Linked DNA regions of Homo sapiens: region 1 is linked to region 2. Evidence: chromatin contacts called from ENCODE Hi-C or POLR2A ChIA-PET data. All regions are on one chromosome and are shown on one strand. Each heading gives the region's core, a stretch centred on a gene start or an enhancer-like site at or near the end of the contact. The rest is flanking DNA. Distances are from core to core; before and after follow the strand shown. Region 1 has its middle 30 kb from the start of NFIA. Region 2 has its middle 120 kb from the start of TM2D1.

Evidence for each region. Hi-C counts contacts between places; a loop is a spot of excess contacts on that map. ChIA-PET counts read pairs that join two places held with the same protein, here RNA polymerase II (POLR2A). Pooled maps may share reads with other maps.
Region 1: a loop to region 2 is called in a map of ascending aorta, with 2.7 times the contacts of the local background. The contact joins two enhancer-like sites. A Hi-C loop is called at or near these places in 1 of 168 maps with a recorded cell type or tissue (ascending aorta) and 3 of 50 pooled maps. POLR2A ChIA-PET finds 5 or more read pairs at or near these places in 1 of 52 experiments (activated T-cell).

The regions. Positions count from the first base shown.
Region 1 is chr1:61,049,297-61,056,333 of GRCh38, reverse strand. No RefSeq gene overlaps it. Among named protein-coding and RNA genes, the nearest start is that of NFIA, 30 kb to the left of the region's middle. RefSeq lists an enhancer at 1,102-1,975. Within about 2 kb of position 5,538, at least 28 of the 41 ENCODE cell types and tissues checked have a DNase peak (open chromatin) inside an H3K27ac peak, as active enhancers do; they include ascending aorta, where a contact is called at or near this core.
Region 2 is chr1:61,600,552-61,608,006 of GRCh38, reverse strand. No RefSeq gene overlaps it. Among named protein-coding and RNA genes, the nearest start is that of TM2D1, 120 kb to the left of the region's middle. RefSeq lists an enhancer at 667-1,866. Within about 2 kb of position 1,411, at least 15 of the 41 ENCODE cell types and tissues checked have a DNase peak (open chromatin) inside an H3K27ac peak, as active enhancers do; they include ascending aorta, where a contact is called at or near this core.

The DNA.
Region 1 (7,037 bases), core at 4,289-6,788, 560 kb after region 2:
GACAATCCATGATTCTATTTAAGAGGGAATAATGATGGGGGAGGGGGTTAATGTGGAGAGAAAAAGAGGTCATATTCCTCAGGTGGCATCTGTTTAAACTGAAGGTGATGAAAGTGATGAGTCCAGTATGCATGCGTCCTTAACAATCAAGATTGTCTGTATTAACAGCTGTTATTGTCCTAGCTCTGCAATACATACAGTGTATGAGTGCTCTTTGAGAATGACAATTTAATCATATATTTTCTGGGGGAGGGGAAAAAGACCATTTTCAAGGACCAACCAAAAGGATATGGGGAATGGAACAATTTTCAATGTTCTTGTTTATTTATGATCTGTATATAAAATGCATTGAATCACTTGGATAGCTTATGGAAAGTAACTTTTCAGTGGGTAAGAGTTCTTCTATGCCAGGTTGGCTGTCTAGATGTACCAAATTAATGGGATTAATTACTTCCTGTCTACTTTTTTCAGAAAACAGCTCCAAGCAGGATCACATGCAGAGATCACTGTTCAAAACCCCTCTTGTCTGTGTAGTCAGTGGTCAAGAGCACAGGTGCTGCAGCCAAACAACTAGCTAGTTTTAACATGCACAGGCTAAGTAGTAGTAGGCAAATTACTTAGTTTATTTGTGCCTCAGTTTCCTACATTTATTAAATGGAGATTAAAACAGCAACTAATTCATAGGGCTGTTGTCAGAATTAAATGAGTTATCATATTAAAGTGCTTAGAGCAGAGCATGGCACATGTAGCAAACAGCTCAATGAATCTTAGAGGTTATTATTACTCCAATGTAAACACAGGGAAAGCAAGGTCAGATATAATAGGGGGATCTTTGAACTGCTCCTGGATTTCCACTGAGGCCTCTAAGCAGTTTATTTTATCTGGCTTTTATGATGTCAGTGTGAAGCAAGGAGCTCAGCAGTCTTTATTATTATTAAGAATAGGCCAGAACATTCCCTACCAAATCTGTTCCCATACATGGAATAGTTAAGCAACTATGGAGAATTCTCCACTTGACCAGATCAATGCTAATATGTAATGTTGGCTGTATATGTTAAGTGCATACTTATTAATGTGTGACTATCCAGGTGGCAGGAAGCCAAGGTTTCCTTTGGAGAGAAGTTTTCCAAGCCATGTTCCTGTTGCAATGCTTTCTTTCCTACACAACTTGTTACCTCAGGCCTAGTCTGTCACTGAATTATGAAGAAGTATAAACAATCCCAGGACTCAGGTATGCTCCCTTTGTGTCATTATTAGTTTAAACTGAAAGAAGGCCATCCTGAATTTCTCTTTCTCTTAAGGACCCCCAGAGTGCTGACTTGAACAAGGCTTTAGGAAGGGTCAAAGGAAGGAAATGCTTAAGGGAGCAATTCTGCTAGTGTTTGCAATTTGGGATTGGAGGCAAGCTGCAGTTAAACTTTATAGAGGAAGCAGAGATTAGGTGTTTCCAGAACAAGGTAGGCGCTGGCAGGCTGAGGTCATTGCTTGTTGGAAAGTAATGCCCCACTTCTTTCCTCCTTGCACTCTGCGAAGCCCCAGGTGCAGTAACTGTTTTACCAGGGGCCGGCAGAGAGACCGCCCCGTCGAGGGCAGGCAGGCCTGGGACGCCCAGTGTGGCATGGGACGCCAAGTTTAGTGGGTTGCAAGACCCGGGGTAAAGTTCTCCATTAGTAGAAAGCATCTTGCTGAGAGCGCCGAGAGAAACATTCATTCATTCCAAGCGCTGGGCGTGAGCGTAGGACTCCACTTGATCAATCTTACACAATTTTCAAAATAATGAATAAAAATAGAAGAGGGTGTGCTACCTTCTCCTCCACCTGCCTGTCTCCCCCTTGCTCGCTTGTGGGGCCAGGGTGAGACTTTTTAGCAGGCAAGAACTCCCCACCCCATCTTCACTATCACACTCGCACACACCCCTTCGAAAGAGGCGCTGTATCAGAAGGGAAATCTAAGGTACTCATACTTCAAAAAATTTCGGGAGCCCAAATCTGGCGGGCTTCATTTCTCGTCTGCAGCAACCTGGCACCCAGAAGTCGCGGGCGCTTGGCCTCGGAGCTCCTCCCGAGACCTCCTGCGTCCGGGTGGGGACACAGTGATTACTGTCCCTGGCAGCCCGCGGACTTTCCCAGTTTCAGAGCTTTTAGGGGAATTTGAGAGCAAATAAATTCAATTCTGCTCTCCATCGCCACCCACCCGGACCACGGGGATCTTCCACTGCAGGCCCTGAGAGGGACTGGAGTGAGGGCGGGTGCAGGGACCGAGCCTGAGGCGCAGGAGCTGCTCGGCAAGGTCACGACCGCGAGGCTGCAGGAGGCGGCTGTGGAGCGCTGCAACCGGGCGCCGCCCTCTGGCTCGGTGGCTGACCCCGCGCCGCGCCCCCTTATCTGTCGCCCGCCTGGCACATCCCAAGGGGAAGGAGGGGGCGACGCGGCAGAACCGATCCTTACTTTCGTGGTGGCAGCTGAAACCCGCCGGGCTCCTGGGCGAGTTGTCCTGGATCAGATGCCCAACACAACTGAACTTTAAATAAACGGGTTTCCTGCGCTGCCCCCTCTCCCTAACGGCGACCTGTGAGAAACCTTTGTCGCCTTCCCTTTGCGTCTTTGAGCCCCGGGAACCTAGCCCGGACGGCCTCGTTCTCCACATTAATTCGTGGTCCACCAGTTCAGCAGCCTGTCCTCTCAGCTTCTTCTAGGGTGGCTTATAATGAAGGTAGCAAGTTCAATGTTTTCTTGTTTTTTTTTTTTTTCCTCCTGGAGGGAGGATTATGTGAATTTAAAATCTCCTAGGCATTCAAAACCAAAACCAAAACCAACCAAACAAAAACAAAAAACAAACATAAACCAAAAACAACAACAGCAACAAAAATACTGTCTTCACTTAAGTGGATAGCGGAGTCAATCCAAGCCTTCCTTGGGCTAGTCTTGCTCAGACAGTGGAGTTCCTGAATCTTTCAGGAAAACAGAGCCCCTTTCACCCACTTCTGGAGGGGGACTTAATAAGACTGCAATATATTACCATGTTTAAAACGTTTTGCAGAAGCAAGATTGCCTAAAAACGACCTGCTGGCGATACACGGGAAAGCAAATCCGCTTACAGAGAGGGCCCGATCTGGAGGAAGAGGGGAGAAGGCAGGACCCAGCCCCAATTAAAACCCAGCACTTTCCAATTTTCGAAACACAGCACTCAATGCTGTGGGGCTACAGGATGGAGTGGTGACGGCCCCTGGAGCTGACAGGTTGCAGACCTTCCGGGCTGTTCTTTACTGCTTACTGGAAGTCTTCAGACTTCTTTTGGAGTAACCGTTCCCCTTTTGTGTTTTGTGGGCATGTGTTTGCACCCTGAATGAAGCTTGTCCCCACACTTGAAGTGGATAGCTCTTGTTCTTTAACTGGCAGTGAGTGGCCCTAGAGTGGGAATGTTAGTGCCAGTGCAGACTAAGGTGTGTGTTTGTGCCTGGTTTGTTGTCTCGGGGAAACCACCACCTTAATTGTTTTGTGCTCAAGGTGCCTGTGTTTTTAAAGTGAACTCAAGGGAAAAACTGCAGAGTTTGCAAGTTTTGTGATTCCTCAGGCCAGGAGAGCCTGTGAAGGTCTCGGATCCCGGTATCTCTGGGGCGAAAATCATTAAAAGTATTTTGTGGAGAAAGCATAGCTTCCCAGCTTCATGAGGATAAGGCTGCTTTCTGTAAACCTTCAAACCACAGTGCACCAAGCCTCTACCCTCAACCCCTCTTCGAGAACAGAAATGCACTCCAAGCATTTCTGGTCTTCTTGTGGTTACCATGCCATTATGTAGCACCACCTGAAACTATCTCTTTGAATACTGATTCCAACTTTTACAAAGTTTCTTGCCCTTTTTTGCACCCTGATAAGTTGTACTTGTCCTATGTGTAATGCAAGCTTGCCTCTGAGCCCTTGACCTGCTGTCAACCCCGGAATAGGGAGTATTCTAAAGGTTACATTTTCGTCTTAAGGGATAAAAATGTTGCTTTCATCCTGTTTACCGAGGGTGCCCAGTACAAAGTGGGCAAAGTGGTAGGAAATGCGGTCTCTGGGCTTTGCCAGTGTCGGGAGGATAGTTCCAGCATATTAGTCCCTGTCTGCTTAAATGCCGACGTTAGGTACCCGGCATGTGATGTCCTGCGGTTGAGCCCTCTTACTCTTACTCATCAGGTCCCGGCTGCAGCGCTGGGAACGCTGGGCACACCTGCCGATTTTAAAGCAGCAAATTCAGTTCAGGCCACCGGGAGCGGGAGGGCTCGCTTTTCCGCTGGGGCTACCGCATGAAGCAAGTGCTTAAATTTTTTCCCTTCACAAAAGGGAAAAAACCATTTTGCTTAAATCTGTTTTTTCTTAGGACGCACTTAGAGACCAGGCCCGCCAATATTCCAGTTAGAGTTAACGCTACCAGAAATATGCAGTGCTTTAGGATTCCAACTTGGGACTCGTTGAAGACCAGAATGTTACAGTCAATCTCGCCTTTCTCTTTTTGTTTCCAACACCCTACTTTCCCTTCAGTCTCTTTCCTCTTCGGTGTTCTCTACCTCTTGAAATATAAAAGTTTAATAAAAACACCACCCTATTTTATTTTTTAAAATAAAAGTTGACACTAAATTTGAGAGCTAGTGTTGCAACTAAGCTCTTCGGAAGTTTACCCATCTGTTCCCCAAACCTTTGATGCCTGTAATGTCAACCACGATTGCTTCTTAAAATTCACTAAAAGAAGTCTTTCAGTAACTTTGAAAAAGTGTAATAAATGCTAATGGGGGGGAGGGAACTCCCAACTCTGATGGATTTTACCTTCTCGGATCAAGGAGCAGGACTCCAAGCAAAAGAATAAACTTTATGTAGTTTATTTTTAAACTATTCTATTTTCAGTAGCGATTTCTCTTCCTTAGCTAAATTACTCAGCTTTGCTCAATTCCACTTTTACCTTTCCCCACACGTCCTCACTGACTCAGCAATTGTCACCGAGTGAGACCCTAGGTAGTGGGAAGGAGGCCCCCACAGATATGCTCCCCGGCTAAAGCGCTCGATTGAAGATCTGAGAAAATATCTTCAGAAACTACAAATGGAGCAAATCATTTACCTAATTCACTCAAGAGCTTCCACGGGAAGGACTCTGGAGGATGAGTGTCCTCCTAATGCGGTGCTAATGAAAAGCCCCTTAGCCGGCTCTCCGGCCGAGCGCCGGACCGCGTCTGCTCGGCGTCTACGGCGGAGCGACCCTGGTTGGCGGCGGCCGCGCATTCCCCCCCCCACCTGCCCGAGGTGGCACGGCGGCCGCAGCGACTCCGGACGCCGCCGGGGCCACTCTCCGGAGCGCCGCCCTGCGACCCCGGACGCCCCCTCCCTGCCCCCACCCACCGGCGCGGGTCTTCCTCCCGCTCTTCCTCCTCCTCACCCTCCCCGGGGCTCTGTGTGGGGGGCTAGGAGGTGACTGGGGACGCTTCCTCGGTCGCGACTCCCGGTTCTCCGCGGCCTCCCGCCCGGGGGGGTTGGGGTTAAAATCTGGGAGTTCAGCTCTGCGGCGAAATCTCGGGTTCCCAGGGAGGGGCCGGAGGGAAGGAAGACCCCGCCGGGAGCGCGCCGGCCAGAGCCGCCCCCGCCCCGCGCGGCCGCTGTCCCGTGGGGAGGATGAAAGCGCAGGGCCCGGGCGGGGCCGCGGCGGCTCCAAGGGGCGGCGAGTGCGGGGCGGGGACTGCGGCGCTCGCGGTGACCGGGCCCCCCTTCCCAAGCCGCAGCTCCTGGCCCTGCAGGTGCACCCCCAGCCCCCTTTTAGGCCCCTCCGTGGAAACCGCCTTCCGGCCCAAGTTCTATCCTTTGAGGCTTTGAACCAGGCCTTTCAGAAGTTTTTAAAGCTGCCCCGCCCCGCCGGCACTCACGGGGGTCACAGTCCCCCATCCCTCCACCTCCGCTACAGCTGCCGGCGAAGCGGGTGCCGGGAGGAAGCGGAGTGGGGGCCAGCGGGCCGGCCCGAGGGTCGGGGACCGAAGCGCCGCCCCGGAGCGCCAAGCTCGGCCCCAGCGCTTGGAGATCGCGCCGCGTAGCCCGACCTCGGAGGAAGCGCGGGCCCGCCAGCCCCTGGAGAGGGGAGGGCAGGGGGGCTGGGAGAGGAAGAGCGCGCGGGGAGGGGGGCATGTCCCCATCACCGAGGTTCCTGCGCTCAGTTCAAGCCAGGGGACAACTTAAATTGGCCTTCAGGGGAGGCAGCTGGTGACCCGTGTCCTCGCCCTCCAAATTCCCCTGAGCGAAGCAGGGCGCCACCTACAGGCGAGCTCTAGATAGCAGGCAGGAGAAAGACGCGCCTGCAAAGTAATGTGGCCCCGTCCCAGCAAGCCTAGCAAGGCCTGTTGTGTCCACAGCCTCCTCTCAGCTGCCTGAGCCTGTACCGAGTTATAGGTCCGTTGGCAACAGCAAGAGCCCTGAGGGCACTCAGCGTGTGCTTTTGGGGAGTGGAGAACTGGGTGTTAATTTCAGGAATTGGGGGATTCCAGTATCAAAGAAGTAGCAGCTCTGATTGGACAGGCAGGTTGCACCCTGACAATTTTGGCTGCACTTTGACTCCAGTATCTCGACTCCAGGCTATTTTCATGGGATGCACTACGTTTCCTTGAGAATAGCTGTGTAACCTTGGGCAAGTTACTTTATCTCCCTGAGTCTCTGTTTCCTCATCCCTCAAAAGAGGGAATAGTGGTACCTGTCTGATAGAGTCATTGTGAGAATTTAATGAGATGATGTAGGTAAGAAGCTGTAGGTGCCTTCTAAGGAATTTTCACCTATTTCTTTTTTAAAAATAGTTTTTAATTATTTATTTATTTATTTTGAGTCGGAATCTCTCTCTGTTTCCCAGGCTGGAGTGCAATAGCGCGGTCACGGCTCACTGCAACCTCTGCCTCCCTGGCTCAAACAATTCTCCTGCCTCAGCCTCCTGAGTAGCTGGAACTACAGACACGCGCCACCATGCCCGACTAATTTTTTGTATTTTTTAGTAGAGACAGCGTTTCACCATGTTGGCCAGGCTGGTCTCAATCT
Region 2 (7,455 bases), core at 162-2,661:
ATAATAATAATGCCATAAATTATAACTGTAATAATAATTTTATTTTGTAAGTAATATTTATCGAGCACTCACTATATACTAGACTCTATGCCAAGCACATTTGTAGATTAGTTTATTTAATTTTTATAACAACACTTTTAGATAAGTTTATTATTTTTCTGTTTTTATAGACGTGAAATTTAAGGCACAATCATGGGATGGCAGTCTGATTCTTAACCATGGCTTCATGCAATCTGGGAGTGAAAACACTGCACGGATTCCCTCAGCTGTAGATGGAATCAGTTGTAAATGGGATCTGTCCTCAGGCGATTAGAGCAGCTAGCCCAAGTTTTCTTGGTTACAAGGGAAAGGCTTCTGGCGCTCACCTCGATTTTGTGATTTTTCATGTGTGTAAATGATAAGAATCTACTAGATTTTCTCCTAGAGCACATTTGTTCCATTAGTATTATCACCTTGGCCTGCTTTGTGTTTGAAAAATCAGTGACATCCTGTTGTAAGCTTTCATCTTGCTTCCCTCATATGAAATCGTACTCAGAGCAGCGAGGCATTTGAAAGCAATGAACTTCAGGGAATTGTCTAGGCATCTGGGAATAACAAAGCCTTCGTGAAATATTCTCACTGCCCGTGGGCTATGTGAGCCCCAAATGCATCACACCCTTTACAAGGGAGCCTCTTCCTTGCCTGGCAGAACTGAGATCCGCTCCAAGAACACTTCCTTGACTCTAGCTGGTGCCCACTGGTGCTCTATTGGTGGTTCCAAAACCTCCTCTTTCAGAGGCAGAAAGAAGCTCATGGTTCCACGGTGGGGTGCCAAGTACTTCACCCCACTGCTACGTACTTGACCGCATGGAGATGAATTTCAGGAATATCTGCTAGGAAAGAAAGACAGGACCTCATGCTGAGAGAAAAAGTCCCCCAAGTTGAGTTGGCGCTCTGGAAAACAACTGGATATGTCATTAGTCTTTATTACAGTTTCCACAGACTAAAAAAATTGTTTATAAAACAAAAGCAGCCTACAATTTGGTATGGTAACATTTTTTAGAATTTTGTTTTTGCACAGCAGAAAACAGGGCCGATGTGGTCATGGTGGAAATGAAGCCAGTTCTGTTACCCCAAAGCACCTCTCCTAAAACACTAATCTGAGTAAGCCAGGCCCGACGTTGCCAGGAACAGCCGGCAAGGCTCTTTGGAGAGACTTCCGGGACAAAACGCTCCAAACAACCACAGCAAAGCCCCACACCATGCAACAACTTGTACATGGCACACCCAGGCTCTGATGGCTCACATTTTTAGAAGTAGAAGAAAATCTACCAGTTCCCCTCCTTTCTTCCATTCCAGTGGGAGTTAATCACAGTTGTTATTTCCTGGACAGTATCTTGGTATACATGATTCTCGCCTTTCCTCTACCACGAAGACGTCCTAGGCAAATGGAGACATCTCTCTTGTTTGCAGTTCTTTGGTTCTCAGTCAGTGAAATATGCCAAGTGAAACATCCAAGTTTCCTGCTCGATGCTTTGGGCCAGATCATGTGAAAACTAAAGAAAATCCATGTTTCCTGGCTTGGAGAACAAGAGTAACCAGCTACTTATTAATCGCAAAGGAAGTGTTACAAAAAGGTTAGACTCATGGTGAGAAAGCAAAACTGTTTAGGAAATCTATTAAAATTTGGGGGTTGGGAGACCTCCTTTTGGTTTTTTCTTCATTTTCCATGTGACTAGAATAATTTATTTTTCCCTTTCCTGTCATTCTGAAATTAAATTCAGAAGTGCCTGCCGCAAGCAAGAAATTTTAGGGAACGTTCTTATATTTTAGAGGCTACTGTACTTTGGAAACTATTTGGATAGTTCTTACACCTATATTTTCTCAGGAAAATAAAAATAGATTCTTCATTTGTCTGATTCATTCAATGGCATGATGACTCAGGGCTGAACAAGGACAGACAAGTCTCTTGCCCTCAGCAATTTGTATGTTATAAGTGGGGGAGATATACAATCAACTTGTAAATTCAAAAATCTATAATTTAATTTCCAACAGCAATAACACTTTAAGGAAAAATAAGGCACTATATTAAGATAAGGATATAGAAAATGAATAGGTAAGGTGATTAGAGAAGACTTCTTGGAGGAGAAGATACCTGAGCAGAAAGACTGGAAGGAGTGAGCCATACATAGTTCTAGAGGAAAGGCATTCCCTAGACAGGCAAAGCCAGTGGCTGATGCCAGTGTGGAAGGGGAAGTGGTGGTGTTTGAGATTAGAAAGGTAAGCAGAGACCAAAGCCTGTAGGCTCCCGTTTAGCATGACAAGGCATTTATATTTTATTCCAAGTGTCATGGGAAGCTTTCGGGAGACTTTGTTTATTGTTAACTTGTTCTCTACTCAGTTCCAAAAAGAGGTAGAAATACTTTTATTTATTTATTCAGCAATTATTTATTGAGTATTAACCATATATCACCTGGGTTCAGTGCTAAAAGAGTTGTGACCTCTGTAACCAAATGACAGAATAAGAAAATAACATGAACAACTAGAAAAAAGTAGAATGTGGAAAGTTCCAGAAGAGAGGGAAAAATACTACTACTACTACTACTACTACTACTAATAATAATAATAATAATAATAATATAACAAGAACATGAACTACAAATATCAATGGAGTCCTTTTTGTGTATTCGGTACTCTATGTATTATCTCATAATGACTCAGTGTCTTATGTACTATTATTATTATTCTCTGAAGTCAGAAAAGCAAAGTAATACTATAGGTTAGAAAGTGAACAAGTCAAGAAGTCAGGATTTGAATCCAGGGTTGTCTGATTCCAAAGCACAAGGTTGACCAACTTAGAGGAAGGAGCTAACGAGATAAGCAATTGTGTTCTCCAATATTTCCTGAAAATAACAATGATCCTAAGTTTGGGAAACTCAATATGTATAGCTGCTGCTCATAGGAATAAAATATTTTATCTACTGCATGGGGGCCAGATTGATTTCAGGTATATATTCCAAAATTAAACAAGTATGGCATTGTAAAGATGAGTATTAATTTCTTTAAAAAATGATTACAAAACATTGCAAGGAAAACCGCCCACAAACTGTTATTTTTACTTCATGAAGCATGTTGCAATCTGTAATAACTGTGTCCTTTTTGTCCTTTCCTCATTTTTTTCTTTCCTCCCCCACTGTACTGTAGTCACCATAAGGGTAAAAACTAGGTCTTTCTTCCCCATGGTATCTCCAGAGCCTAACACAGTGCCTCAAACACAGTAGGGGCTCAATTACTATTTGTTGGATGAATGAATGAATGAAACTTCATTTCATTTCTTTGCAAGGCCTGCTTTTACTGCCATGTGGCACTCCAGATAGCATGCAGAGATGGCAGAGAGACTAATAAACACCTGAGGTATTTTGCGATTCATGGCTGACCAGTGCTGACCCTTTATTTAATTAAATCTTTCACTTGTGAGTGAATCATTTCTTCCATTAATTAAAATAGGATACACATGTGTCTCTGTAAAGTATGTGTCAAAAGAAAGCATTCCACCTAAAATATACAGGAGGCGCTGACCACCACGGCGAGTCATCCATCATAATCTGCTAAAAAGATGGGCTCTGGAATTAGAACTAACACAATCATCTTTTATGCCCTCAAAAATATTAGTTGCAGCTTCTCAACCAATCTATCAGCTCCTGCATTAATATAAGGAGGAATGCATAGGGTGAAGCCATAAGAGAACTGTTTAGTTTGGAGGGCAGAGCATGCCCCCCAGCACTCCAGGAATGCCATCATCTCTAATAACTGCTTGGAGCCCTCGCTCTCTGGAGACTAGCATCTTGACAATTAGAGCTGGAAGACAGCAGGGACTGCACTGTTGCAAGACAACACGTGCTTCTTCAAACCCTCTGGAAGTAAAAAAGATGCTAGCAAGAACGGATGGTGCTGTTGAAGCGGCAAAAGCAAGTTTATGTTCCATTCACCTTATGGTTGGTCTTCCCCTGCAAGAAACCAGATGCATACATCTATTTGCAATCTTTAATTCTAGGAAACAGCATGTGTATCCAGCCATCTTTCAGAATATTTTGTCTCAGAGCAAACTACTCACTGGCCAAACTCCAAAGGTCTCGATTAAGTACCTTAACATGTATAAAAATCACCACTGGGGATTCTCTACGTAAGATGAAATGGAAGGAGGAATAAGGCATTGAACAACTCCACCCACTTCAAAGTGCCTCAGGTTCTCTAAAAGCCATTTTAAACATCCTGCAAGATTTCAATGCAGGCATTTTTGAAAAAGTAAGAAATTATAAAGCTCATTCTCTCAGTGAAGTGTCAGGCTCCTTAGGCGCAGGAATGATAAACACTCCCCTTGCATATTTAGGAGGTTGTTTCAGAGGAGGCCAAGTGATTACTAAACCAGTCGTGGCAATTGAATGTGTTTTATTACTATACTTTATGTTGAGTACTAACCACTCTTTTTTCTCGAAATGAATCCTGTAAGGCAGGCACGAGAACATTGAAGGCATGATAAGGACCTTTGTGATCATCGATGCTATTTCCAATGGTGAAAGAGAGGCTCCTAAAAGTCAAGTGGATAGTCCCAGCCCGTGTGGCAGGCTAATGGCAGAGCCAGGGCTGCCAACCATGTCTCCTGTCTCAGAGTCCCGGGATCTTTCTCCTGGGAAGATGTACGATGTATTTCCCCAGCACAATGCTAGGTACACTGCCAGTGAGATTGATTAATACGTTGATTGTAGTAGAGTAAGAGAATCAAAATTACTTGATGAATCAGCACTCAGGAAAAAAATTATTAGCTTTTCTTAAACTGCAAGTCCAACTCATTTGGGTTACTACAGATGTTGGGCTCACTCACTGTTATTTTCATGTTTCTTGGTAATTTTCTCCTGCTTTCAACACGGGTCATACACATCTACCTTTTCATATATATAAGTGAAAAGAAGTGGTATGTATGTAGGCGATTCAACATATATTACAGGTGGATAATAACATTGGCAAATTAATCGTTCACGTGGTATAGAATAGTAATTAATCTTGAGTTGCTCTGGGTCCAAATGCCATCTTTGACACTTAGAAGATGTGTGATTTCACATCACTTATCTTGGGTTTTTTAAATCACTGAGCCTCAGTTTTCTTCTCTGTAAAATGGGAGTAACAGTACCTACTTTATAGGATTGTCATGAGGCTAAATTTTAAAATCTGAGATTACTCTTGGAACTCCCATTTATATGTGTAATTTAATTATGTATACACATATGCAAACATTAATATTAGAACATGAGCAATGAAAAAATTAGACTAATGAATTTTCTTTATATTGATCAAAGCTCTTATGATAGGTCATTTTCAAGAGCATCCTTGCGCTATGAGGTGGTGCTATTTCCTTCTCTCTATGCCCGCATCCCACGCCACCCCCATTTGGGCACTTACTGTCCCTTGTCTGCAGAAGCCTCCTTTCTGCCCCACCGCCCCCCACCGCCTGTTTCTCTTTTCTCTACTGCCAGTCTAGTTCTTCTTGAGTAACTTTTTTAAAGCACATATTTGGCTATACAGTCTCTTGATTAAAAGCCTTCAATGAGTCCTGTGGCTTATAGGATAAGGCAGTAGAATCTGGTCTCAATCTACTATGATACAGCCTCATTTCTACCAGCATCATCTCCACACCCTGTGTTCTCACCAAACAGGACTACTCACTGTTGTCTCCATACCCCACATGCTTACACACCTCCGTGCCTTTGCTCATGATGTATTCTTGGACTAGAATCTTCTTTCCCCACTTCACCACCTACTGGATTCTTAGTCATCCATCAAGGCCCAGCTACAATTTAGCCTCTTCAGTGAGGTCTTTCCTTACTCTATTTCCCTCGTGGCAAAATTAATTAACTCCTTTCTCTGCGCTTTGATGTGACTTTGTTCTTATCTCATGAATAGCATTTACCACATTAAATTATATTTTGTTTTATATGTGTCTGTCCCCAGCTAAACCTAGTTGAACGAACATTCAAAGCTATTCCTTCTTTCCACGTCTATGGCTCTTTTCCCCACTGGATTCAAATACTGCCTGGAATTATTTTTAACCAGTGCTCTGGGCAACCCTCTAAATCCATCAGAGTTGACACCAGAGTGAAACATATTTGCTGTTCTGTAGGTACACTGTGTATGCCATGAGTGCGCAGACCGTGTCTTATTTATCTCTCTACTTCCAGTACCTAACGCAATGCCTAGTGCTTAACAAATATTTGTTAAATACATGAATGGCAAAGCATGACAGCACTGAACTATCACATGTGAACTCTGAGGAACAATTTTTGGTGCTGAGAGTATGGAATCAGACCCAGGCTGTTAATACTTGACACCATACTTCATACTCCAGACTCTGGGATATGGGAATGTAAACTCTGGTGGTAAAAGTAGCTCAGATTTGGGAAACTGTGGCAAAGTACTTAGTCTTGCAATACCACACGGGGCAGCGTGCGTGGTTAGGATTTCAACCAGGATTTCATATGAATTTGGGAGAAATGTGACATTCACATCATAGCAGTACGTAAGCGTTTTACACACACACACATGCACATGTGAGCGCACACACACACACAGACTTCGTTGGTAGAAAATAAACTTCCCATGTACAAGTAACTTTTCATATTATATGGAATTTATTAGACCTGTGGTAGGATATTTATCTTCTTTGCCAAATATTTTTAAATAAGTTTTTATATTTAGGAATTTTTCCATTTTTTTTTAATTGTGGCAAGATACACAGATCATAAATTTACCATCTTAACCATTTTAAATTATACAGTTTAGTGGTATTAAACAGACCCATAACATTGTGCAACAGTCACCGCCATTCATCTCCATAACACTTTTACTTTTGTAAAACAGAAACTCTACACCCATTAAACAATAGCTCCCCAATTTCCCCCTCCCTCTCAGCTCCTGGCAATCACCATTCTACTTTATGTCTCCATGATTTTGACTGCTCTATGTACCTCATATAAAGGCAATATGTATTAGGTTAGTGCAAAAGTAATTGTGGTTTTTGTGATTACTTGTTTTTTTAAAAATAGCAAAAACCACAATTACTTTTGCACCAACGTATAGTATTTGTTTTTATGTGACTGGTTTATTTCACTTAGTATAACGTATTCAAGTTTCATCCATGTTGTAGCATATGTCAGAATTTGCTTCCTTTTCAAGGCTGAATAACATTCCATTGTATGTATATACTATATTTTGCGTATCCATTCATTCACTGATGGACATGGGTTGTTTCCATGTTTTAGCTATTGTGAATGATGAGAACATCGATGGGAAAATATCTCTTCTGGACCCTGATTTCAATTCTTTTAGTTACATACCCTGAAGTGGAATTGCTGTATCATATGGTAATTCTATTTTAATTTTTTGAGGAACTGCTACACTCTTTTCCTTAGTGGCTGATCCATT